Linked DNA regions of Homo sapiens: region 1 is linked to region 2. A link is an interaction called in ENCODE POLR2A ChIA-PET data of the cell type or tissue named here. Cell type or tissue: HepG2. All regions are shown on one strand.

Evidence for each region. Peaks named below come from ENCODE experiments on the same cell type or tissue, not always from the same donor. Only the 100,000 strongest peaks of a DNase experiment are listed, where the experiment ranks them.
Region 1: POLR2A ChIA-PET joins it to region 2 with 19 read pairs; 3 of 35 experiments call an interaction of 5 or more read pairs at or near these places.

What each region holds. Positions count from the first base shown.
Region 1 is chr4:69,049,275-69,057,274 of GRCh38, reverse strand. It overlaps LOC105377265 (a long non-coding RNA gene), which reads left to right. Exons shown (of 5, transcript XR_001741714.2): 2 at 499-606; 3 at 7,139-7,332. It also overlaps a transcript of UGT2B7 not described here. Among named protein-coding and RNA genes, the nearest start is that of UGT2B7, 43 kb to the left of the region's middle. RefSeq lists silencers at 2,179-2,228, 2,577-2,777. In HepG2, no CTCF peak of the experiment used is centred here; a DNase peak (open chromatin) is centred at 2,254; H3K4me3 peaks cover 5,278 bases.
Region 2 is chr4:68,948,599-68,956,598 of GRCh38, reverse strand. It overlaps UGT2A3 (UDP glucuronosyltransferase family 2 member A3), which reads left to right and starts at 4,795. Exons shown (of 6, transcript NM_024743.4): 1 at 4,795-5,553. The coding sequence starts at 4,839. In HepG2, no CTCF peak of the experiment used is centred here; DNase peaks (open chromatin) are centred at 2,238, 4,258, 4,908 and 5,318; H3K4me3 peaks cover 2,945 bases.

The DNA.
Region 1 (8,000 bases), 100 kb before region 2:
CAGCTGGGAGCATCAGCAAGCTACTGCCTTAAAATCTGAGCTCCCCAAATACACAATTTCTGTCCCTTTTAAGGGCTCACAACACTGAAGATTTCACATGAAAAGTTCATGATTGATTTGAGCAAGCAGGTGGTGCATGACAGGGGCTGCACGCACTGGTGGTCAGAGAGAAACAGAACAGGGCAGGGAGTTTCACCATGTTCTTCTATACAATGTCTGGAATTTATGAATAACATCAGTTTCTAAGTCATGAGTTGATTTTTAACTACTAGGTTTAAGCCAGGCAGGCCCAGGGCTGGTTTTGGGCATGGTGCTGGGCTGCCTGTCTTTGATTTCACTTATTTGTTTTTTTCTTAAAACAGGTACTGAGGATAAAACAATATAAAATAATATGAGAGGGTCTTTCTCTTCCTTCATTCCCCCCTTTTGAGACTCTCACTTTTTATTAGCGGGAGTTCTCACTCTTATTTTTGTTACTTATGTCTTTTTGTGCAACAGATTGATAGTGATTTATATAGTACACTTGTGCTGAAGCACTTTGGTGAACTAAGGTAGCGATGAAGCTTTTTATCATTTGAAGAAGTACAGGTAGGAAACAAAGGAGCGGTAAGTAGGTTCTTAATTACTATTATTACTCTTATTATAAGAGTTTTAAATCTTCCTATTGCTGGGAACTAATTTTTAAACATGGCTTCCAGATTGTGTCCGTGCCACACTTGCATGGGTACATGTGCCAGTTTTGTTATGTCTTTAACTATATCCTCAACTACTTGTCCTTGATCATCTATGTGTAGACAACAATTAGTAAGGTTAAATTTTCTACAAACTTTTCTTTCAGCTGCTAGCAAGTAGTCGAGAACTAGTCTATTTTGATAGATCGCATTTCTCATCAGAGTCTCTTGACGGGCAAGAACAGTCAAGGCTTGATCGGTTTTATTAGTAATAATTTCTAAAACAGCTTGTAACCGTATGATTCGGTTGAGCATTTAGATGGGGGTCTAGTATCTTCATGAGCCATCTTGTGCCCAAGTGGCAGGTCCATAGTATTGTATGATTTTTTCAGGGGGCCATTTATTATCTTTTTAATCACCTATGGCTGTGCTTCCTTTTTTGTGGGAAGCATAGACTGGGAAGCCTAGAAGTTTACCTGTTTTTATGGGCAGTAAGAAGAAAGAAGGCTTAATGGTGCCAATTGCACAGCTACCTCTCCACTGATCAGGCAGCTTAGCATAAGCTCTGTGTCTACATATCTAGTATAACCTGGTGGGGACCATCCAGTCCTGGTAGAATTCTGGGTGGGCCTAAACAGTATGCAACTTTGGAAATTTACTGAATGGATTTCTTTCTGTGTAATTGGAACTCCACCATGTAACTGTTTTTGTGGTACTATTATAGAGCTTTTGTCTAAGACAGCTAAGCTGCCTTACAGGATGAGCGAATCCTTTTCTTTCTTTAGATATGCAATACTGTCTAATAATTGAGACTTTTAGAACCTAGAGATGATCAGGGTGATTCTTTTGGTCTGGGAATTCATCAGGAACTGGGTCTTTAGGAACTAATTCTGGGGCTTCCCATGGCCATTGATCTCCTGTTACGGTTTTTCCACAAACATAACGTGAAGTGACTTGTAGAGACTGGGCTATGTGTTCGGCTAATTGCAAAAACAAATTTTTAGTTTTTCCTGGAATCTCGGGTACTGGCACATTTAGTTCATCATAGAAAGTCTGAAATACTGGTTCTGGATAGTGTTCTTGAACTTCTTCTTTTATTAGGATGCTTACACTAGGATCTAGTCTTTTTCTGTTAATGTCTAATGTTACATATTTTTCTTTATTTTACTTTGGGTCTGAGGGGTTTGTGATTATCAATTTTAAAAGGTTGCAGCTCCTACTCATGCAGGAGGGGAGGGGCTGACCTTTTTTTTTTTTTGGAGTCAAACAGGATCCTTTTTATCTTTTTTTAAGTAGTCTAAATGACACAAGACCAGTATTAACACATCTCACAAAAATATGATTCTTGACAGATATACTTATTTTTTTACTGTGTAACTAGTTTTTCAATTTAGAGAACCACATCTTATCTCATGCTGCTTACTATTAATAGCAGCACAAGTGCCAAATTTTAAGATTACGTTTTTGGGGACCTTTCTTTTTTTTTTTTTTTTTTTTTTTTTTTTAGCTATTACTTTACTTCTGTCACTTAGAAAAGGATCAGTCCTTAATCATGGGAGGCTTACAGTGAGTCATAACACGCATCAGGCTGGTCACTTCCTGGATTACATACTTTGTACTGAGTGTTATTGTACAAACAAGTTCCTTTTGGAGTTCCTAGGCATTCATAATAACTATAAAATAATAGGACTGTAGCAATCTTTTTTCCTACCTCAGTGACTTGATGTATATACTGGGAACAGCCCTCAGTCTGAGGAAGTTCAGCTGAAGTCCTTAATGTACAAGTCCAAATTTTAAGGAAAATGAGTCCTGCGATGAGTTTCCTCATGCTTCAGCCGTGCGTGGACCAGTCAGCTTCTGGGTGTGACTGGAGCAGGGCTTGTAGTCTTCTTCAGAGTCACTTTGCAGGGGTTGGTGACGCTGCTCCTATCTACATACAACTCCTAGTCTACTGATGGTTAAGGATTGTCTCGGAGGTTGGGCCTACTAGAATAAACTGAGTCCAGCACCTCTAAACAGTTATGTTTAACTAGGCTCTCTGATACCAGGAGTAAGGTGGCAGGGTTAGGGTGTTGCAAACTTCAATGGTTATGTGGGGATTTTCACAGAGCAAGCTTTGGTATCTACTTAGTGTAACATTTATTAGCTAATGGTGTCCTTTAGTATTTATTAAAATCACCACAGCATGGGGAGACTTTATGTTTAGGTTTTGTCTAAGAGTTAGCTTATCTGCTTCTTGTGGTAACAGGGCCATTGCTGCCAGGGCCCTTGGACATGGGGGCCAGCCTTTGGAAACCCTGTCTTTTTGTTTTGAGAGATAGGCCACTGGCCTTGGCCAGTGCCCCACAGTCTGAGTTAAAACTCCAACTGCCATTTTTTTCTTTTCTGACACACAGACTTCACAGAGTCAGGTCAGGTAACCTCAGGGCTGGGGCCGACATGAGTTTTTTTTTTTTTAACTCATGAAAAGCTCTTTGCTGTTGGTTGTAATAGATGTAGTTTATCTAATCTACATTTTTATTCACTGTCATCTACCAAAATATTGACTTAAATCCTGTAGCTATTTGATTTCAAGCTTTAAATTGATCTGGTATTCCTTGCGGGGCTCTAATTGCATCTAAATAGATATGAGAGTTGGAAGACCTATAAGGGGCTTCTCTCGCTTTATGATATCTTATTATTTTCTTTTCTTCCTCTGGTTGATGAAATGCCAGGATGAAAGGGATAGCCAAATGGACTAAAGCACAAGTGCCACTCTACTTATTCAGCAGAGTACCTAGTAAAGGTCCACCACAATACCACCACACATCTGCTCGGGGATGAACAACGGCTGACTGATTGATAACCTTTCGAAAATTCTTAAGCTCACTGCATCCTTTCAGGTCTCTAAGGAATGCTGTCTCCTCCCTGCTGTGAGAGACACGAAGTGAACTTAGTGTTGGGAGATGGAAGCTGGATGGCCCTCGGAGGCTGACCCACAGGGACTTCAGGATATAGCAGAGAGAGCTTGGCATGACTTATTACTCCAGGCTGTAGAATCCTGGAAAAGAGTTACCATGCAGCCTACGCCTGGTCAACTGGAGGACCACTGTAGTGGAAAGGGGACAATTAGGGCCTCTGGCCTGCCATGTGCACAAGCATAACAATTGCTTTTGTTTAACGTGCAGATGGAATATTTGATCTATTTCAACCAGGCATTTGCATCTTGGTATGCTGTCTTAATTGCCAAAGTTTTTTTTAAGTCTTTAACTTCTGTGATCTTCTAGTAAAATGAATGTTTCCTTTAGCACCAATTTGTATTAGTTTTTAGACCAAAGAAAGCTAAACACCATTTCATATTTAATAATGCTTCTTGTATGATTTTTATACCAGATAAGCTAAATTTTACCTTTATATTAGTATGCTATTAATATTAAACTTAATTTTAATAAAACCTTGAAGACATATTTATCTAATTTTTCATGTTTGACCATAAGGTAAGATTTTATAGACTCTTTTTAACCTTTTATAATTTTTGTTAAAGAGCAGGTTGATGCTTTAAGAAAAAAAACCTGTTGCATTTTTACTTTTATGTCTAGTTCGCAGAAAAACTGGATGATATCTTTTTAACTTTAGCTAATATGTTTACACACAGACTTTTCTTTACAATTAATGTTTTAAAACTTGCTTAAACTTTTAAAACAATAATTTTTTTAACCTTTTAATGTAGGTAAAAATCCACATTTTTATGCCTCCTTATAATCTTTTTACCAAAGGTATGTTTTACTTTTTTATACACTTTGCACATAAACTGTTTCTTCAATAGTACTCAAGAGGCCAAATTACTTTTAAATTATAAAACCTTTTTGCATAAATTTTTATAACTTTTTTTCACGACTTCCACTGACAATTCTTCAACATGTCTCAACTTTTTGACTTATTACAAACATTTTTTTCTTGAAACAACCAATTTATTTCAGAACAAGAATTTACCATATAACACTCTTTTTACGTAAATTTTGCCTCCCCTTCTTTTTTTTTTTTTTTTTTTTTTTGAAGATAACCATTTCTTTTTTTTTAAGCAAACTTTTTTGATGTCTTTGGACTAGACTGTCTAAGGCCACAAGATTAGAATTTACCATAATATGTGTTACACTGTTAACTTTTAGCAAACTTCACTTTTGTTGAAAACCTTGTAAGTTTGGGATTTCAATTATCCTTTGCTATTAATAAGACCTTGTTTAGTCTAAATTAACTTAGAATTGGTATAGATGGCCTTTTTTTTCTCTCTGCTGGTCTTTCCTTGCCTCTGCCAGCTGCTTATGCTGCTGTTCTCTTAACTACTGTTGGGGGGGAAGGGGTCTAAAGACAGCTGTAACTGTCTATGTATGGAAACTGGTCTTGGTGCCTTGGTTTACAGGTTACTTTGTGTCATACCTTTGAAACAAGGGACCTGTCCAGGCTTCCTTCTGATGTCCAACCTACCTCTAATGCTGGCCAGTCTATTTCACACAAAGCTCTAAGTTTTCCTGGAGTCATAGTGACTCCATAGTCTCCATTAAATCCTTTCTTGAAATTCTTTAACATAGTTCTCAGTGGGGTGGGCTTACTTTGCACCTGATCCATGTTTTTTCGAGGCAAAACACCACGCTCACACCACACACACACCACAAAACAAAGAACAGGTAAAAGGGCACACACACACTTTTGCAGTTTATACCAAACCAAAATCAAAACCAAAATCAGCATACCCAGAAATTCAAGCCAGGCCAAAAACCGAAACCAAAGTATCCAGCAATTCAAGTCAAGTCAAAACCAGAACAAAGGTGCCAATAAGGGCACACCTTGGGTTGATCAGGCCACGCTTCCACTTAGGTGGAGTGGGGCAAGTTCAAAAGACTAGTCCTACCAAGTCAAGCCGAGTCAAAACCAGAACAAAGGTGCCAATACAGGCACACCGTGGGTGATCAGGCCACACTTCCACTCAGGTGGAGTGGGGCAAGTTCCAAAGACTAGTCTTACCAAATTTTAGATGTCTGGACTCCAAGTGCCAGTTCCTTCCTGGTGTTCAGCCACTGTGTTAATCCTCTGCGAGGGCCTGCTACCTGCTTCTCTGGTGAGGGATTCCACCGGGGCAATTTCCTACCCAGGAGGGCTCTTTGGATCATGTCACTCAGGCTGGCTGGAGTCCCCCACAGGGGCACTCCACAAGGCAGGCTTAAGTTGCCTAAGGGGCTGCCTCAGCTGTCTGTCAGTCACGTTGCTTCCCGGTCAGGGAGCCAAGAAATGTAACAGGAGGAGCCGCAGACAAAACTCAAGACACCGAGTTGTAGAAAGAAGGGACTTATTCAGCTGGGAGCATCAGCAAGCTACTGCCTTAAAATCCAAGCTCCCCAAATGCACAATTTCTGTCCCTTTTAAGGGCTCACAACACTAAAGATTTCACATGAAAGGGTCGTGATTGATTTGAGCAAGCAGGCGGTACTTGACAGGGGCTGCATGCACCGGTGGTCAGAGAGAAACAGAACAGGGCAGGGAGTTTCACAATGTTCTTCTATATAATGTCTGGAATCTATGAGTAACATCGGTTTCTAAGTTATGAGTTGATTTTTAACTACTAGGTTTAGGCCAGGCAGGCCCAGGGCTGGTTTTGGGCCTGGCGCCGGGCTGCCTATCTTTGATTTCACTTATTTGTTTTTTTCTTAAAACAGGTACTGAGGATAAAACAATATAAAATAATATGAGAGGGTCTTTCTCTTCCTTCATGTGTGTTTGACTTAGTATATATAATAAGAATTAAAATAGCATCTTTACAGAGTAGTGGGAAAGATACTGTTAAAAAATATGGAAACCAGACTCTTCATTTATAATATTTTAATCCCTAGTATGGATTCTTAGGAAGACTAGTGTTATTTGTTTACTTATCTTTAATTTTATATTGTTACAGCTCTGCTAAATCACTTGTATTTATTCCAGGCAGCTTTTCTGTTTAGCCATGAGAATTTATTTCCCTGACTATGAGCACAAAGGAAAAGTTACTTGTGATTGGGAAGATGTTATATATTTCTCTTAACTATGTAATCCAACATAAAACATTTTTTTCATGATCTTATTGGACATTTGCATATTCCCTGGTAAAATTCCTGTTTAGATTTTTAAACATTTTTTGATTATGTTATTTGTCTTTTTAACATTGAGCTGTAAGCTTTCTTTATTTTTTTTTATATAAGTAAGTCACTTATCAGGTATGTAACTTGCAAATAGATACTTCAAACTCTGGTTTCTCTTTTGACTTTATTGAAGGTGTTCTTTGATGTGTGAAAAATTTTAATTTGATGAAACCTAATTTATCAATTTTATTTTGGTTGCTCCTGCTCCTGGTGTCATATCTAAAAACTTTGCCACATTCAATGTTACAAAAAAATTTTACTTTGCTGTATATACAATTGTTTTTTGTGCTTGAAATATTAATGAATTCATCCTTTCAGCAACCCCATGAGGTTGATAATACTATGACCACCAATGCCATTTCATTGGTGAGGAAGTTGAAGCAAATAAAGTCCAAGTAACTTGTCCAACCCCACATCATTATGTAGTGGTTTCTCAGAGACTTGAATGAAGGGCATCTGGATCCAGAGTGCCAGCTCTTAACCACCATGTTATGCTGAGTCTTCTATTTGAGGTACAGATATTTTCAAAATATAATATTCCCTATTTTCCACTCATGTAGCTATATATTAATTGTAATTTTATTACAAATGTATAATTTAAAATATGTAGATTTATTATTCCAGTTATATATCACTGCATGACAAATTGTTTCCAAATGTCAGGCCTTAAAACAACTGTAATCATTTTATTATCATCGCTCAGAGTTTGGGTGTTGGTTGAGCTCAATTATGTGTTCCTTCCACAGAGTTTCTTAGGTAGCTACTTTCCTACGGTGCCTCGGTCTATAATTATCTGAAGATCATTCACTTACATACTTAATGATTCAAGTTGAAGGGCTCAAAGTGCTAGTGGGCTACCAGGATTTCTTGGGCATATATCTGTGTCTCTCTACCAAATTGTCATTTATTACGGGGACTACAGATGGAGTTGAGGAGGTGTAGAGAGAAAAAGAAACATACAAACAAAAGATCCAAAGAGAGAGGGAGAAAGAGAGAGAGAACACTTTGTGTTTCCAACAGAACTTTGTAAGATAAGCTGCATTATTTCCACTATATCGTTTCTGTTGAGACAGCTACAAGGTTTGCCAAACTTCAAAGGGAGGGGATATTACTTGACAGGAAAATTGTCAAAGTATTTATAGTCATGTCACAAAAATCACAACCAATATAACCTTTTGAA
Region 2 (8,000 bases):
CATGAGATTTGGGTGGGAACATAGAGCCAAACTGTATCATTCTAGCCCTGAACCCTCCCAAATCTCATGTCCTTCTCACATTTTAAAACAAAATCATGCCTTCTCCACAGACTCCCAAAGTCTTAACACATTCCAGCATTACCCAAAATGTCCAAATAGTAGGTCTCATCTGAGACAAGGCAAGTCCCTTCCACTTATGAGCTTGGAGAATAAAAAACAAGAGAGTTACTTCCAAGATCCAGTGGGGATACAGCAACTGAGTGAATGTTCCCATTTTAAAAGGAAAATGTTGACCAGAATCAAGGGGCTCCAGGCCCCAGGCAACTCCTAAACCCAGCAGGGCCCTCATTAAATCTTAAAGCTCCAAAATAATTTCCTTTGACTCTATGTCTCACATCTATGGCACACCAGTGCAACGGGAGGGCTCTCAAGGCTTTGGGCAGCTCTGGCCCTGTGGATCTGCCTGTCTTTTCCTCATCTTCCTGTCTTTTTCTGAGCCTTCCAAACTGTTTCAACCTCTGCCCATTACCAAGCTCCAAAGTTGCTTCCACATCTTCAGGTATCTTTATAACAATGCCACACCTCTCTAGTTTTCTGTATTAGTTTGCTGTCACATTGTTCTCACATCTTCTGTATTACTTTGTTCTCACATTTGTTCTCATATTGCTATAAAGAACTACTCAAGATTGGGTAATTTATGAAAAAAAGGGGTTTAAATTACTCACAGTTCCCCAGGCTGTATAGGTACTATGGCTGAGGAGACCTCAGGAAACTTATAATTATGAGAAGGTGAAGGGGAAGCCAACATGTCCTGCCTGACTGGAGCAGGAGGAAGTTGGGGGGAGCGCTACACACTTTTAAACAACCAGATCTTCTGAAAACACTATGATAAGACAGCACTAAGGGGGTGGTCCTAAATCATTAGATGGGGAAGGCCCCCAAACTTCTCCGTTTTACACACATGCTTGCAAATGGGAGCCGCATGAAACCAAAAAATTGCCCCAAAAGAGTTTTGTCCTTGTCTTTCCTCATTCTTATATATTTTCCCACTTTTTTTCTTAAAAGGAGGAACCAAACTGTGTCCTAGGGTTTTTTGTGTGGTGCATCAATGCGTGCTGATTGTAAGTGAGACTCCACATGTTTTAACGTTGAGTTGTTTCTGCCTTCTTACATGTCTTAGTGAATCTTTGAAATGCTTGTTCTTCAGTGCCGTAAAGAAAAGAAATAGCACTCGAACATAAATTTAATTTCTTCAGCAAGACCATTTTTTTTTCTTTTTTTTTTCCTTTCTGCAAAAAGGGTGCACTCACCAGCAGTTTAGTCATGAAAGTACACCAAACAGAGGATACAGGGTCATTTATAACTTGATGCATCCACCTTACTGCTGTGTCCTGTTTCTACTGGAAGGAATAGGACCTCATATTCTGTGTTTGTCCTGATTGGCTAGCAACTTAGAACTTTTTAAAAGAGGCAAAGGCAGAGGAGAACAAAGGAAGGTGGAAGTAACTTGTGGAATGCTGAGAAAGGTAAAAACACCTTCAAATAAGCAATAGGACAAGTCTATGACCTAACGCTTTCTTGGACCAGTGCAAGCATGCCAGGGCAAATATTTAGGCTAAATTGTGGGAGCTAAGAACATAAAGTACATTGATTTCTTTATTACGGCTAGTGAATATTTAAGAATGTTAGCACAGGTCTTTGAATAAATTTTGCTTCTAAGACAAGTTACTATTTATTCTCAATTAGATGAGGAGGAAAGTCTTTGAAGAGGCACCTCTACTTTACTTTTTACAGTAAAGCAGACTAGGGTCACTGGAGCAGTTTTGTTGTTTGAGGTATTACCAGGAGTTCTGGAAAGGGTTGTCCTTTCACAGTTGAATGCAAAGACTCTTATAAAAAAAAAAAGGAAGAAAGAAAGCTAATGGGGCAGAGTGTTTCATTTGTGTAAGACATGAAAAACTGGTTAGGATTGGATGTCTTCTTTGCATATATACAAATTATCGTTAGCTCCACTTCTTCCCTCTAGTGTGCACGCAGGTCCTTAGCCTGACTTAGTGCATGTTGTTTTATTTTGCTTATTTGGTATGTGTCACTGCGGATGTGTCTGGTTCTGTGTAACTTTCTTTATGTATACAGCTACAGGTCTGTCTTAGACAAGCACTCTGTGCAAGTTCCTTTATACGAGTATGCCTGAAAATAAAAGGTATGTGATCACTGAAGGCCACCATGTACAGGCAGAGCTCACTTGTTGCACAGAAGACAAAGGCTTTGGACTTTGCTTCCTTATCTGCGCTTGCAGCTTGATTTCTTCCACACTGTTATTTTTTGGGGGAGGACTTCTACCAAGAAACTTGTCCAAACTATTTGCCTAACTGGTTCCTTATTTTCTTTTCTCTCATTAGTTTCTCTCTCCAGACAGCTATCACCTCCATGAGGGCTCAAAACACTGAGTGATCAGCTCTTACATGCATTTTCTAGATGAGCTTTTTTAAACTCGTTGTGTTGGCAGGGGTTCTCTGTTTGGCCACTATACATCATGAAGTTTTAACATCCCAGACATTCCAAGTGGGCCCCCTTGGCTGGGAGGAGTAAAATGCCCTTTCTCTTCAGAGCTGAGGAGCTCAGTCTCTGGTCTCTCATTTATCTGTGAAAATAATAGTTCAGCTTCTCATACAAAAGTGCAGAGAAGCCTTTTGAGCTTATATTTGGGAAAAAAGGCAATGGAGAGGACCCTTTAGAATGAACTCCTGAAGTATAATTAGGATTCTAAAAGACAACCTCCAAGGAGAAAAAAAAGAAAAAATGTTCAGAATAAATCAAGGACTATATACCGAAAGGAGATCCAGGACTCAAGAGGACATACCAGTTCCACTGGAGAAGAAGCTCAAAATTGGAGAGGCATTCAGTGGGCCTCTGTTGCTACCTTAGCTTCAAGTTCAGGCAAGTTTTATGGTGTCCTGAGTTTTGTCTGAGGCCCCACATGTTCAAGTGTCAAGTTGTTATTGATGAAAAGAGTCGAACACTTTAAAATATTTAAAGAGGTTTATTCTGAGCCAAATATGAGTCAGTAATGGCCTGTGATTTATCCCTCCAGAGACCCTAAGAACATGTCATCATGGTGCTCAGGCTACACAGTTTTAATGCAATTTAGAGTGACATTAGACATCAATCCATACATGTAGGTTATATATTGACTTGGTCTGGATAGGCAGGACAACTGGGAGTGGGGCTTCCAGGTCATAGGCAAATTCAAGGATTTTCTATTGGCAATTGGTTGAGTTATATTGTTGTCTAAGTTATAGAATTAACAGACAAGAATGTCTGGGTTAAGATAAAGGGCTGTTAATACCAAGGTGTTATCATGCAGATAAAGCTGTCAAGCAACAGGCTTCAGAGAGAATAGATTGTAAATGTTTCTTATCAAAATTAGTGAGTCTGTTCTATTGGTTTTAAAGTCTGCGTTGATGGTAGTGCTAGTGAGTTTTTCCTGAATTCAGAAAGGGGGGAGGGTATAATGAGGCATATCCTATCCCACCACCCCACTTCTCATCATTGCCTCAACTAGTTTTTGAGATTAACTTTGAAATGCTCTTTGCTGAGAGTAAGGGTCCGTTTAGATGGTTGGGGATTCCTAAAATTTTATTTTTTGTTCACATCTACATACAGTTGTTGAAAATTTGAACAGTAACTACAGGAAAAATAACCCAGTTAGATGATATTGATTCTGAAAACTGCTCTAAGTTTTGTGCATAATATTTTACCTAATGTCATTATCAAACTTCTGCTTATTAAGACAGAAACCACAACCATGTCTTTTCTCCTACACATTTTTTCCTATCTCAGATATTATCAGTAAATTCAAATTTTAAATTAATTTCTTGCATTTAACTATTAACAATTTATGTTTCATTCTATTAGGTTGACATGTCTCAGTAACTAATATATAATTTTTATCGTTTTCCCTGTTTTAAACTCTTACCTTTACATACCACTCTGTGTTGAGATGCAAGAGTTTCTTGCTAAAGAAAAGGTTGATCTTGTGACTATCCTTTAAAACTTGAGTAAATAATTATTTGCCTATAAATTATGATTCAAACTCATAATTTTTTATTTAAAATTATGTTCTCCAATTTCAAACTAACTTTCTTCTGTAACGTCCTGCTCTGAACTTTCTCTGTGACCACTACTCACTGGAATGATTTTCAAATATCCTATACTTTTGTATGCTTCTATCGATTGTGAAATGCTTCCTTTGGCAACAGTAAATCCTATCAAAGCTTTCATCTCACCTCCTAAGTCAAATGCCTTATTAAAGCTTTTATTATTTCATATTAAAGCAATTGTGCATTTTCCCCTCTGAAATACTGAACACTTTGTACTTATTATATAAAATTAGTCAAAATAGTTACCCAAACTCTCTAAGTATATTCTCAGTAAACCTTTGTATTGTCCTTGTGAGCAAGGGATGTGAAACATGTGCTGTCCTAAACCATCTGATGCCTTGGACTTAGTGTGGAATGAATGTAAGTGTGATTGTGTGCATGTTTCTGCACATGAATTATTAAATCTAAAGACTTGAAAAATTTTTTTCTTTATCATCAATCCAGGTAATAAAAGTATATTTATGTATTTTATTTCTAAGTTCTAGAGGGTTGGAACAACTTTTCCCTGATACATTGCATTTTTTTGATACCTTCAGTACATGTTAAACTGGCAACCACCAGTGAACTTTACTCTTAAAATATTAATTTTTAACTTCTGTGCTTATATTGTCATTTCAACTCCTTGCTTAGTAACTACAAAACCATTGCAGATCAGTGTGTGAGGGAACTGCCATCATGAGGTCTGACAAGTCAGCTTTGGTATTTCTGCTCCTGCAGCTCTTCTGTGTTGGCTGTGGATTCTGTGGGAAAGTCCTGGTGTGGCCCTGTGACATGAGCCATTGGCTTAATGTCAAGGTCATTCTAGAAGAGCTCATAGTGAGAGGCCATGAGGTAACAGTATTGACTCACTCAAAGCCTTCGTTAATTGACTACAGGAAGCCTTCTGCATTGAAATTTGAGGTGGTCCATATGCCACAGGACAGAACAGAAGAAAATGAAATATTTGTTGACCTAGCTCTGAATGTCTTGCCAGGCTTATCAACCTGGCAATCAGTTATAAAATTAAATGATTTTTTTGTTGAAATAAGAGGAACTTTAAAAATGATGTGTGAGAGCTTTATCTACAATCAGACGCTTATGAAGAAGCTACAGGAAACCAACTACGATGTAATGCTTATAGACCCTGTGATTCCCTGTGGAGACCTGATGGCTGAGTTGCTTGCAGTCCCTTTTGTGCTCACACTTAGAATTTCTGTAGGAGGCAATATGGAGCGAAGCTGTGGGAAACTTCCAGCTCCACTTTCCTATGTACCTGTGCCTATGACAGGACTAACAGACAGAATGACCTTTCTGGAAAGAGTAAAAAATTCAATGCTTTCAGTTTTGTTCCACTTCTGGATTCAGGATTACGACTATCATTTTTGGGAAGAGTTTTATAGTAAGGCATTAGGTAAGACACTTTTGTTTTATTTTTAATTTAGTTATCAAAAGAAATATTTTTAAAAATTGTCATACATTGTCTATGACATATATATGCAGGTCAATGAGTTTTTTTAGAAAATGTTGTAGCTGTTTTTCATAAAGAAAGTGTATTTGTTCTAAGCGTAAGATAACCTACTTTCTTAATACCAGTAATATACTTAAAAATGATCATCAATAACTAAGAGATTATATTTTGTATTTCCTCCAAATAGCGCAAATCAACATCACATATTTTTGAGAATCACTGATTGTTAGTCTGAATTTTATAGAATTTCTATTGAAATAAAATGCTAATCATTATTTTCTCTCTCATCATGTATTTAAGAAAATCTTCAGAAGGTCTTCTTTGAATTAATTTTTCAAGAGTCATTAAATTGAACATTTTCTAGAATTCTTTAATTTCTTAGGTGATTACTTCACAAAAACTTGAAAAAATATTATAAAAAGTTAAAAGACTTACGGTCTTGTGGGGCATAAGATAGTAGAATTTTTACTTTACTGATATACACCTACTTGACTTATTTTTATTTCCTTGCTTTACTGATAAAAAGTTGTTTTGCTTTGCAATTTTCATATAGTTGTGATCAGAGCTGGTCAATGCAAGACATGTTTTTATCCAAATATGTTTGAGAATTATGTAGAAACATGAAAAAAGGTACAATTATATTCGACACTAAAATATTGTTTAATGTATTCCAACGAATTCTTATGCATAGACTGTTTCACAGAACTAATATTCAGAGGATCCCAGTTCAAATGTCCTTAGCCTTAGACATGATTTGAATTTACATGTATTGATTTGCTTTAAATAATTTTCCATTCAGTAAGCTGTGCCTAGCTGCAGATAGCCTACCAGGCTTTATGGATCTAGGTAAACAATACAAATCTCTTGGCCTCAAGTCTACATTCAGATATTAATTTAAAGGGGTACAGCTATATAGAGGTCACTGGCAAATTTTGGTAAAATAGGATTATAGTAAAAGCCCCCTGACAAGATTGAAATTTAAAATAAAACAAAAGTGTTATCAAAGGGGTGAAAGAGCATTTTCCAATAAACAAAAGTGGGTTCTGGCCATGCATTCAGAAATTCCCCAACAATTCTTTAAAAATCATGGAGCAGCTTGATATATAAGAAATTCATTTAATAACTATATTTATTATGTAGCTCCAACTTACTAAATTATTGATTATTATATATTTTATAGAATTATCTATTGTGAGTCTAAATCAAGAGTATATATTCAAACAACTATAGGAAAAGGGATATCAGTCAATTTCAATTCAAGGATTTATTTCCATAAGTGCTTACGCACAGGTGTATTTCATTTTATTATACATTGCTTTATTGTCCTTCACAAAAATTGCAATTTACAAATTAAAGGTTTTTGAAAACCTTGAGTCAAGCTAATCAATTTGGCGTAATATTTCCAACAGCAAGTGTGTACTTTTGACTCTATCACATATTGGCATTTATCATGCTTTTTCAAATTTTTCATTGTTATATCTGTTACGGTGATCTGGGATCAGTGTTCCTTGATGGTTACACGTTTATTAGCTTGGGGGCACCTTGATGTGTTACAATATAAGACAGCAAACTTAATTATAAATGTTGTGCATGTACTAACTGCTCCGCTGATTCGTTTCCCCATCCCACTTCTTCTTAGGCCTCCCTATTCCCTGAGACACAGTAATATAACATACAATGACTTCTAAATGTTCCAGTGAAAAGAAAAGTAGCAGGTCTCTCAATTTAAACCAAAAATATAAAGGAATAAGTTTAATGAGTACTATAGTTTAGATATGGTTTGCTTGACCCTACAAAATCCTGTGTTGAAATTTGATCACCAATATTGGAGGTGGGGCTTGATGGGAAGTGTTAGGGTCATGAGGGTAGATTCCTTATGAGTACATTAATGCTCTCCCTGGGGAAATGGGTGAGTTCGTTCTCACTCTATTAGGTCCCAGGAGAGATAATTATTAAAAAGAGCCAGGAACATCCACCTTCTTTCTCTTGCATATCTCTCATTATCTGATCCCTGCACTTGCTGGCTCCCAACATCTTCTTCAATGAGTGGAGGAAACCAGAGGTCTTCACCAGACACAGATGTTGGTGCCATGCCTCTTGTATACCATGAAGAATTGTGAGCCAAATAAAAACCTTTTTCTTTTACAAATTAGACAGCCTCAGTTGTTCCTTTGTAGCAACAAAAAAAGCCTGGGACAGGCCAAAAACTACACCATTGCACCAAACAGTTAAACAAGATGTGAGTGCAAAGGAAAAGTTTTTGGAGGAAATTAAAAGTGCTACTCCAGTGTACATACAAATGATAAGAACAAATAACCATTATCAGTGCTGATATGGAGAAAATTTTAGTTGTCTGGAGAGAAAATCAAATTAGCTAGCTAGCTGCAGTG